Linked DNA regions of Mus musculus: region 2 is linked to region 1. A link is a contact called in ENCODE POLR2A ChIA-PET data. All regions are on one chromosome and are shown on one strand. The core of a region is the stretch at or near the end of the contact, and the rest is flanking DNA. Distances in the headings are between cores, read along the strand shown. Region 1 holds the start of Ing1 (inhibitor of growth family, member 1). Region 2 holds the start of E230013L22Rik (RIKEN cDNA E230013L22 gene).

Evidence for each region. ChIA-PET counts read pairs that join two places held with the same protein, here RNA polymerase II (POLR2A).
Region 2: POLR2A ChIA-PET joins it to region 1 with 43 read pairs in Patski. The contact joins the promoter of E230013L22Rik here to the promoter of Ing1 in region 1. POLR2A ChIA-PET finds 5 or more read pairs at or near these places in 2 of 5 experiments (Patski and embryonic stem cell).

Annotation. Positions count from the first base shown.
Region 1 is chr8:11,554,114-11,559,250 of GRCm38, reverse strand. It overlaps Ing1 (inhibitor of growth family, member 1), which reads right to left and starts at 2,794. Exons shown (of 2, transcript NM_011919.5): 1 at 2,206-2,794. The coding sequence starts at 2,341.
Region 2 is chr8:11,475,163-11,480,299 of GRCm38, reverse strand. It overlaps E230013L22Rik (RIKEN cDNA E230013L22 gene), which reads right to left and starts at 2,371. Exons shown (of 2, transcript NR_126558.1): 1 at 1,617-2,371; 2 at 59-1,159. Rab20 (RAB20, member RAS oncogene family) reads left to right here and starts at 1,660. Exons shown (of 2, transcript NM_011227.2): 1 at 1,660-1,972. The coding sequence starts at 1,801.

The sequences.
Region 1 (5,137 bases), core at 1,545-4,044:
CCAGCAATGTTTCAAAGATTATACTGGTATTTTGTAAAAGAGTAATTCTTCCCGTTGCTAATTTAAATGAAAATGACTGCTTCTTCCTGCCTTAATCCAGGTGAAGCTTGTGGAGAAAAATGCCATCAAAAACTTACCAGAAGCTATTGTGGAGCTCACACAATAACACAGATTTTTAGTTACCCTACGTAAAATATTTGATAAAAACAAAAATGTTGGTAAAAGCAACAAACAAGGACAGCACTACTTCCACACAGGGAGGCACCTGTCAGCTCAGCCTCAGCCTGCTGCTGGGCCACCATTCAGTACCAACAAGGATAAAGGTAGTGACTAAATGGGCCTGCAGTTCCATCTAATCTGTCCAATTACTTTAAGCCACTTTAACTTTATATAAGGTTGCGCTTAAGAAAGAGGCATTGCTTCCTGGGGGTATTTTCTATAATATTTGAAAAGTAATTCAAGCAACAAACTCCATTTACAACAACCAAAACATAGACCCTCCTTTCGAACTCTTCTACATCTGAAGCACTAAGGCGGCCGTCAAAAACTCGGTCTGCCAACAGTAGTTCTGAGCAAGGACTTGAATATTCTAGAGCCATTCGGACACACGAGCCCGCAGGAGGACAGCACGGGACACACAGACCCGCAGTCCCGACAGAGGCACTCCCGCTCATTCAAGCCTACCGGAAACGCGACAAGCGATCAGAGGCTCCCGCGGGGAGCCAGAGCAGAGAAGGTAAGCGCAGCATCCTCCCGGAGGCCACCGCCGCCATAGCCTCGCAGCCGGAAAGTGGCCGCGATCCACTCCAGCCTACGAGACTCAGGAAGCGCGCCCCGCCCTGCCCCGCCCCGCCCGAAGCCTATGTGAGTCGACGACGCTGAGGGCGGAGACCAGGAGGTACACCAATCAGCGCGCAGAGCCAGCGACGGTGGCCCGCCCCAGCAGCGACAGGAGCCAACCCAAGGCCAGAGGACGGGCGACCCGAAGACATTCAAATCAACTCACCTCCTCTCTCCGCCCGGCCCTCTACCAGAGGAAAAAAAAAAAAAAAAAAGCAGACAGCGGAAACACAGACTGGAGCGAGTCCCGAGCAAAGCCCGCCCCCATACTGCCCGCCCCCCAATGACTCTGTAGCACAATGATAAGGACATTCCACGGGGGATGTTGCGACCAATCAAAGGGCCGCAGAGGCGGAACGTTCCGCAATATGCTAATGATTCTCCTATAAACCGAGCTGCGAAGCTGCATCTCGGATAGAGCGCGCAGGGGCGCTTTCCCCAGCAAGTCTCTGTATGCAGTGCTGGGCAGTGGCCCTCCACCACCCCCAACTCTTCCGTTTCCCTGCTGCGCAGTTCTGTAAACAAGAGTAAACTCCGAGCGGCCATCCACGTTCAAAACAGAGCCCCCTGACCTCACAGCAAAGTTTCCCCAACAGCCAACAGTTCCCGGCGGGCACGCAGGCTCCGCCTCTTCGCCACTCTGGGCAGCCCGGGTCTTCGGGTGGGCTGCAGGTCCCTCACCTGCCCCGCTCCTCTCCAGCCAGAGCCCAGCTCGCGTCCACCGATCGCAGCGCAGTCGTACACCTAGTCGGCTGCGATCCTCCCTTTCACCCTCTTCCTCCCCAAGACACACCGCGCCGGCGCCCCTCGCAGTCGGCCCGGAGCCCTGTCCAGAGCCAAGAGAGGGCCCAGGAGAGCAGGGCCTGGGCGATCGCGCGACCCCGAGTCAGGACTGCCCAGTACTTTATGTAACACTTAGAACCAGAACCTGGCGGGAGGCGGCGACTCTCCGGACCCGCACTCAGCTCCGCCGGAGTACGGCCCGCAGCCCTCTCTCTAGCCCGGTGCCCGCGCCCTACGGCCGCGGCGCCCGCATAGCACTCCACCTCGCGCGGCCGCCTTCACCCCCTCCCCGAGGACGCGGCCGAGCCCCGCGCCCCCTCCCCCGCAGCACCGCCTCATCACTTCACTACAAAGAGCGCTTTGGTCGCGCAGCCTTGCAGCCAGCCGTTCGCGCTCCTTCCTTCTCCATGTCCCGGAGCTCGGTACACAAGGACCTCGGCGTATCAAAGGCGCTCCAGACCTTTTGTTCCTAGCCCTCCGAGGACGCTACCGGGCGCTCCGGCTCCAGCAGGACCGGTCAGCCTCGCCGCCGGGACCCAGGGATGGACGCGGCCGCCCCCGCCCATCCATCACCCGCCGTACCTTGGTATTTGGCGTCGATCTCCCGCATCAGCGAGACGTTCCTCTGCAGGTCGAAAGGCAGTGACTCGATTGAGTCCAGGTAATCCTCCACATAGTTCACCAGGTGGATCTGCTCCCCGTTGGCAGGACTCAACATGGTTCACCCCGGAGGTCCCCGGCGATTCGGCGGCTTTCCGCTTCCTCCACCCCCCGCCCCCCTCAAACAGCACTGCAAAATGCAAAGCTCTCTCGCCCTTCCGCGCCCCCCCGCCGCTCCGGCCGGGCTGGCCGGCGGCTACATCTGGCGCCTGCCGCGCCGCCTCCGGGGCCGCGGGGACCCCGGCGCCTGCAGGCGCGGGCCGCGGCGGCCGAAGCTCAAGCGCACACCCCGCCGGCCGTGCAGGCCCCCTCCCGGGCGGCGGGCGGCGCGGGGGGCCGTGCGTACTAGCGCGCACACACCCAAAGAGGGCCGGCCACCGCCGCCCACCCGCCACCAGCGTGGAGAGCGGAGAGAGCGGGGCCGGCTGCGGGAAGGGCGCGCTCCGCCGCCCGCCTCGCCGCACTTGTCCAACGTGGAAAACCCAAATACCAGTTTCAAACACTTGGGAAACATTCAGCCCCGCGCGCAGCGCGCATGCGCCCCGCCACCCCTCCTCCCGGAGGCGGCCCCGCCCCCACCGCATTCACGCCCCTCACCGTCCCGGGCCGGGGGGCGGCGGGCCGCGAGGCCGGCCCGCGCGGGGGCGTGGCCTGTCATTGTCGCTGGGGGCCAGGGTCGCCGAGGGGACAGCGGCGGGGTCGCCTGGGCAGGGGAGACCGGCGACGCGAAACTTTACTAGGAGTTTGACACTCGGTGGCGGACCTACTGGGCGGAGCCGCACGCCGGCCGGGAACCGCGGGGTGCTAGCCTGCTCCTCGAGACACGCCGGGGCCGGACGAGCCTCCAGATCGCTGCCTTCAAACCGACTAACCTGAGAAGAGCCACCCTCCGCTGGGTTAACTGCATTCCCCCGCCTCCTAGCGCGGTATAAATAGGGCCCCCGAACAGAAATGGCAACGGCGTCAGCCAATCCCCTTGCGACTCTTACCTCTGCGGCCAATCTGGACGAGAAGGAGGTGTGGTGGGATCGGCAACGCCCCCCGCACGCCTAGTACTAGAGAGCTGTCCTCTTCCAGGAGGGACGAGCGGGCGGAGCCGAGCGAGGCGGAAGTGGACGCGCAGGCGCAGCTCCCTGGCGATGGATGCGGACCCGCGCGGGAGGGCAGCTATCGACACGCAAAGGGACCACCACTCCCAGCATCCTCGGCGCCTCCACGCGCCTGCGCCTTCCGCCCCCATCGTCCCTTTGTGTCGCCTCCCGGTGCTGGGTTTAGAATGGCCTGGAGACAAAGGGGCCCCCGAGGGGTGCTCTTTTCAGCGCGGAGATCTACGGTGGGCGGGCTGGCGGGAGCAGCTCTTCTCTGATCCTAACTAGCTCTTCCCCTCCCTGCCGCATCTGAGGCTGCCCATGTCCTCGTCACACTGAGTTGGCAGCGGGCACCGCAGTGTGCTTCCCGCAGGGGAGCACAACCTTCAGCTTCCCATCCCGCCCTTCCCCCACAGCTGCCGGATTTAGGGCTTTCTGAAAAGCCCGGGCAGAGCGAGGGGTTGCCTAGGCGACGGGCCCCGGCGGTCCCGCCCTCTTCCTGCCTAGGCACCGCCCTGGGGCGGAGCCTGGCCTGTGGTCGCCACATTCGCGCCTTTGTATGGCTGGGACTGTGGTGCGGCTGTCCTATTCGCCCCTCTGAGTCCCAGGTCCTCAATCTTGCTCGGCCGCCTGGGCGAGAGCGGTGGACCCGCTGCTGTGGCCTCAGGTGCGCAGGGCTGGTGATGGCGCTCTGCCTCGCCTGCGGTGTCTGCTGCGCCGGGTCAGCTCGCAGCCTTCAGCCATCTGGAGTTTGCCGTGTTTCAGCCTCAGGCATTCATCCTCCGGCAGAACAAGACTCACCGCTTCAGAACTAGAGGGTGTAATTGGAAAGGATTTGGAACAGGTTCAGGAAACACTGTGATGCCCTACCCCCTTCGGCAGGTGTGAAAGTACTCCATGCAACCCCGTGACATCTACGACATTTCCAACGCTGTATATCTTAAATAGAGTCTTGTGGAGGGTCATAACGCAGCCAGAGACTGTCAGTTGAGTTAGATCGTTCAGATTGGGTCGTTTGCTTCTGAAGCACAGGGCAGTGCATTTCTGCAGGAGGAAGTTCGCTTGGCTGTCTGGTGCTGGTTTTTACTAGCAGAACCAACTGCTTTCAGCCCTAGTCAAAACCAGAATAATGAAGTTTTTCCACGTAATTGCCAGAAGAAAATAGTTGCACAAAAGGCTAACTGCATGGCTTGAGAACACGACGTGTAATTAAGTGTGGAGAGGGGTACAGAACTGAATATGAAATGTGGCCTTTTCCTCAGATCTTATAACCAGTTTAAAGGCACAATAGCAATTAAGAAACAGGTATTTTAGTCGCAGCGTGCGTTGGGCCATGAATGAACATTTATCTAGGTTTAATGAAGATTAGGAATAGTTGACCTTTTCCAAAGATAACCAAGCTGGAGTTTGAACCTGGTTATCTTTCAGAGTTACATATGCTTTAATAACCATTCCATTCTGTTTATTGAATTCATGGACACACAAACCCAAAAGGTATTTTATTCAATTGACCAGAATTATTTCACAAGTGCCTGTCACATGCTAACTACAATGTTTTTACATTCTGGAAATAGATTGGCAATTGTGTACTAATTAGCTTTATAAACTGGCTTTCTGAGCAAGCTCAAAAGACCAATTGATAAAATTAACTTACATCAAGCTTTTGTATATTTATACTGTATAGAAAAGCAAAGGCTAGGGAGATGGCCGAGTTAACCTGAATTAACCCTTGAATCTACATGGTGAAAGGAGAGATTGAACCCAGA
Region 2 (5,137 bases), core at 1,122-3,621, 79 kb after region 1:
GCCTCTGCCTCTGCCTCCCAACCCCTGAGTTCTGGGATTAAAAGAGTAAGCCAGAACAGGGCTTTCATGTTGTTTTATTTTTAAGTATTTGGTTTTCCTTGTTTTCTGTTTAACTACATCTCCATTGGGAAGTAACCTCTCTCAGCTATTATATCATGAAATTAGGATGTCTCACCTCTGAGAAAATTAGAAGAACTCAACACCAGAAGATCCTCGAAGGGTGATAGGGGTAGGGACTCTTGCCACCCCCTGATCCTAGCTTAGATGTTTACACAGAACCCATTTCTCTCTCTCTCAGCCTCTGGGGACTTGTCGTCTGGTTACTCCTCCAGCCTGGCCCTGTAACTTTCATGCAACAAGCCCTTAGTAAGTTGGAAGTAACTTAAATTTCCCTGGGAGGACATGCGGTGGGGTGGGATGGGCGGCTAGCAGAAGCCTGGGGCTTAGAGGGAGCTGGTTTCACGCGCTGGTGAGCATTCCACGCCCCAGAACGTACTTTCCCACCCGCATTCCCTAGAGCAACGGTCCTCAGTTCTCAGGCAGGGTGCTTGAGGCAGGCGTAGCCATCTCGCCTCGGTGGAATCTCTGCACCTGCAGAGGGAGAAGCTACTAGGAGAGTCGTCTCCCTTCCCTTCCCTCCCCTGGACCTAGTGGGCTTTACTCAGCCCCAAATATCTCCTCCGCCTCCCTGCATGCTTGTGCCCCTGGAGGAAGATTTTGGTTTTAGGGGTTCTCTGTTATAGGAGAAAGGGAAGCTGTTTTCTAGCAGTCACTGCAAATGCAAAGTCAAGTTTTCCCTTCAAGGTTTCTTGCAGAAGTAAAAAGCGAACCTAGCAGGCACCTCCCGGTGTCCCCGACCCATCCACATTCTCCCTTAAATCTTAGCCGACTTCCAAGGGACTTTCCCAGCCAGGCAACTCTCCACCTGTGTGGGTGCAACCAAGGTGCACCGAGGAGGAGCGCTGGGCACAGGCTGGGAAGCGAAACAGAGCCAAGGGAGCCTGTGACTAGACAAACACCAGGTCCTGGGCCTCTCCGCGGCTACCCGGGCTTTTGGAGGAACTGGAGCGTCCGAAGGAAGGCGCTCTGGAACTTTCACCTTAGGACCCAGGTCCTAGGCTCCAAACTTGGCGACATACAGGCTTTCAAAGGGTGGGGACTGTAAAAAAAAAAAAAAAAAGCGGTACTGTAGCCCTGCTAGAGTCAGGGGTGCGGGAAGAGGGAGGCTGGCGTGGGTTGGGCCAGTGGAGAGGGGTTCCAGGAAAGGGCTGGCTGGGCTGGAGAAGGGCTTGGAGAAGGTATGGGAAGGAGCTGGGGCGGGAGGTAGGGGCCAGGGCTCTGGGAAGGGCAGAAAAATAAAGGAGGAACGGAGTTTGGGATTATAGGGACGGACGCAGGACGGTCCTTGAGGGAGGGGGAATGGGAAAGAATGGGGAGGGGTGGGCGTGGGGCTGAGATTTAGCAGGCAGAGAAAGGGAATTTGGGGAAGGAGAGATAGGGAGTAATAGGAACGAGGCAGGGGTGATGGGGAGTGTGGAAGGGGCTTGGGAGAAGACTGGGGGCGGGGCCTAGGCGGACCAGGGGGCGTGGGGTGGGCGTGGCGGCCGGGCACCCACGTGGTCGCAGGGCTGCGTTCACACTCCGGTACAGAGCTGTGGCGCGCTTCCTCTTTGGCACTTCATCGAGTTCGGATCTCAGGCCAGGGCCACTAGAGTTCGGGGTCCCTGGAGGCCGGGGTCCGCGTCCCCTGGCATCCTGGGCGGGTGACCGAGAAGCGCAGGGGTCATCTCCTCCGCGGCTATGCGGAAGCCGGATGGGAAGATCGTACTGCTGGGGGACATGAACGTGGGTAAAACGTCGCTGCTGCAGCGCTACATGGAGCGTCGCTTCCCGGACACGGTCAGCACCGTGGGCGGCGCCTTCTACCTGAAGCAGTGGCGTTCCTTCAACATCTCCATATGGGACACCGCAGGTGAGGGCGGCGCCGCCGGGACAGGCGGGCTTCGGGGCTCTGCGGGGTCGAGGAGTCGTCTGTGGGCAGCCGCGGGGTCTCCACTTTGGGCTGTGACATTCATTGCACCTCTGTTCCCACTTGCCTTGCTTTGCCGATTGAGAAAATCTCCAGTTCAGCAGCACTCTGTGCGTCTTCGCGAAGATTCGGGTTATCCTGGGAGAGATCTCCGATCAGTACGACTCTCGCTTCTTAGGTGCTTTAATGTCCCCCTCAGGGTGCCCTCCTTTGGTGTACAAAGCAGCCTTGGGAGTTGAGCACCGCTGCTATTACCGACTTCTTTATGAACGAGGAAACTGAGTCAGAGAGCGTTGGACCACTCTGCTGGATGTAAGGCGACTGGGAAGTAGAGTTGGAATCGCCCAGCCTCCTCGACTCACGGTTATTTACCCAGTGCCGAGTCTTGGCTGGTGCGCAAGTCACGTGAGTGGAATAGCTTCCTGTACTGGCATTTTTAAGATAGGTAGTGAATTATTTTTAGTGCGTGTACAACTTCGTCTTGGACTTTCCCGATTAATTTGCTTCTGTCTTCTCCCTTTTCCATGATAAAGAAATAAGATACTTTAAGTGAAACAAACGAACCCGGAAATAGTATGGTATAGTTTCAGGGAGAGAGGTTTCCAATGTATGAAACTCCCAAGTTCTGACTTTTTATGTTGTGTAAAGTGTGGTGGCGCACGCCTTTAATCCCAGCACTTGGGAGGCAGAGGCAGGAGGATTTCTGAGTTCGAGGCCACCCTGGTCTACAGAGTGAGTTCCAGGACAGCCAGGGCTATACAGAGAAACCCGTCTTGAAAAACCAAAAAAGAGTGATGTACTCAAAAGCCTCGCTCCTAATCCCTGACTCCTTGTCTTGCGCGTATCAATCTGTTGGCTATGTAATACATTCTGATCAAGCTGAGTTAGTGAAGGTCTGGGGAGCTTCCCTCCCTCCTCTGTCTTCCCCGTTCCTTACTTAGCCACCGTGGGAAATGGACTGATTTCTACTTTCCCTGTCTTTCCTTTGGCTCTGGTCTTTACTCCGCGTTGCAGGCAGAGCCTCCGAGTTTTCTCAGGCTGTCTACCTGCCACTGAGCACTCATGAATGCAATATCTCAGAGTCAAGACTAGTCAGACTCTGGACTCCTTTTCCAGCCTCCGACAGAGCTCCGCCTCTACGCTTGGCTTAAATGGCTTGCCTGCTGCTCTGGGTTTGTAAGAGGAGAAAGCAGAATTGGTCAGCTTTCCCCACACCTCTTAATGTTTCTGGAGTAGCGATAGATGTGTGGCCGACACAGCACAGGGTAACTGTGTCCCCGCTAGCTGTTTCAATTTGGTGGGTGGAGCCACTTTCTTCGTCAAGGCCGAGGATATGATGAATCCGGAATGTTGGTCAGCAGGGGATTTTGTAACACTGCCTGAGAACTTGCTGATTCCCTCTGTGGGGGCGGGAGCCGTTCAACTCATTTCCAGGCCTCCTCGGCTGCTTTTGTGTTCCTGGAAGCCTAAGTGTGAAGGCAGATGACGGGAGCCTTGCCGGGTGGCCAGGCCCCCTCTTCACATTCTTGATGTCTGTGTACACATGCTCAGGGGAACAAGGTACAGAGTCAACAGTGGTCCATATCACCAACTTTGTGCCTGCTTTGCTGGGCTGCCAGTCGCCTGGAGGGAGCAGAGAAGACGGGTTAATATTGTTCGGGATTCTGTGTGGAACATCTACCCTAAAGGGTTACCTTTTCCTGCATTGTGTACTGTTTAAAATCCCTGCCCTCTCCCCAATTGACCCTTTAGCATAGCAAACCAAAACCAGCTTGCCGCGACAGGCAGGTTGGGGGGAGGGGTGGCAGGCACACACCTGTGAGGGCTTTGGGACGTGCAGTAGTCAGAGCCATAGCACTTGGTTAGTTTGTGTTTGACTCTTGACAAAGTTAAAGCCAAGCCGGGCGTGGTGACGCACGCCTTTAATCCCAGCACTTGGGAGGCAGAGGCAGAGGCAGGTGGATTTCTGAGTTCAAGGCCAGCCTGGTCTACAAAGTGAGTTCCAGGACAGCCAGGGCTACACAGAGAAACCCTGTCTCAAAAAAACAGAACAAACAAACAAAAAAAGACAAAGTCAAAGCCGAATGCTTAGCACCTGGAGCATGCTGGGTGTGGCTGGGTGTGGAAGGAGGTGCTTGCTGATTTTTAAAGCAACTTATCTATATCTCTTGGTGCAGTAGCCCAGGGGCAGGCAAGTGGGATACAGACCATCTCTGTCTGGGTACAGGCATGCCCCCATTATGCTTTGGTTACTCACACCCCTTTCTAAAGTGCTCTGATAGAGAGAGGGGCACTCGCAGGTCATGGGTGATCAGAGCTGCCAACAGGATGGTGATGTAACCTGCTATTAGCAAATAGATGCTAATAAGCATCATCTCCATGCTAAGTTCTACTTCCTGGGCCCAGACCTGCAGTGAACTGAACAGGCTTTAGCCATTTTGGGGCACTCAGTTGTGCCTCCTTGCAAAGATTGTCCCAGCTGGGCTTGTTGAGTGTTTACATGCCTTCGTAGAGGGTGGGGGTGGGGGAGGGGAGGGGCAGGGGAGGGGAGGGGGAGGGGGTGGGCCAAGTACCAGCTCTCTTACCCGGTGATGTTGCTATTGCTGCCGCTGGCAGTTGGGAGCTGGGGATCTTGGAATAGAGCACGTGGCTTTTGCTTGCGGGAGGGTCAGGGGGATGCAGGTGTTTGGGAGTGAAAGGGCGGCTCCCTCCCTGAAAGCCTGGATTGAGGATCCAGTCTTCCAGGAGCACTCCTGGTTCTGAGGTTAGCAGTCTTGGTTTCATCCTCTCCCTCGTCTATCTTTGTAAGACTTTTTTAGGTGGGCTGTGGACAGGGATAGGAGGTACCCGCGCATCCGCTTTAGCACCCCTGGGGTAGGCTTCTTGTTGTGTTTTCCCCTTTGTTACAGGGTGAGGTCTGCCATACGCTGTCATCGCTGTCATGGGTACTTCAGAATCTCCCAGACATCAGGCTGTATGGGCACCTTTTGTGCCTCGGTAAAGACTATTTTGAAGGGCAACTTGATTTCCTCAGAGCCTGAGGCTTTTGTAACTTAAAAGTTCTGTCACCGCTGGGCAGGGCATCCTGACTTGAAGACTCAGAGGGCT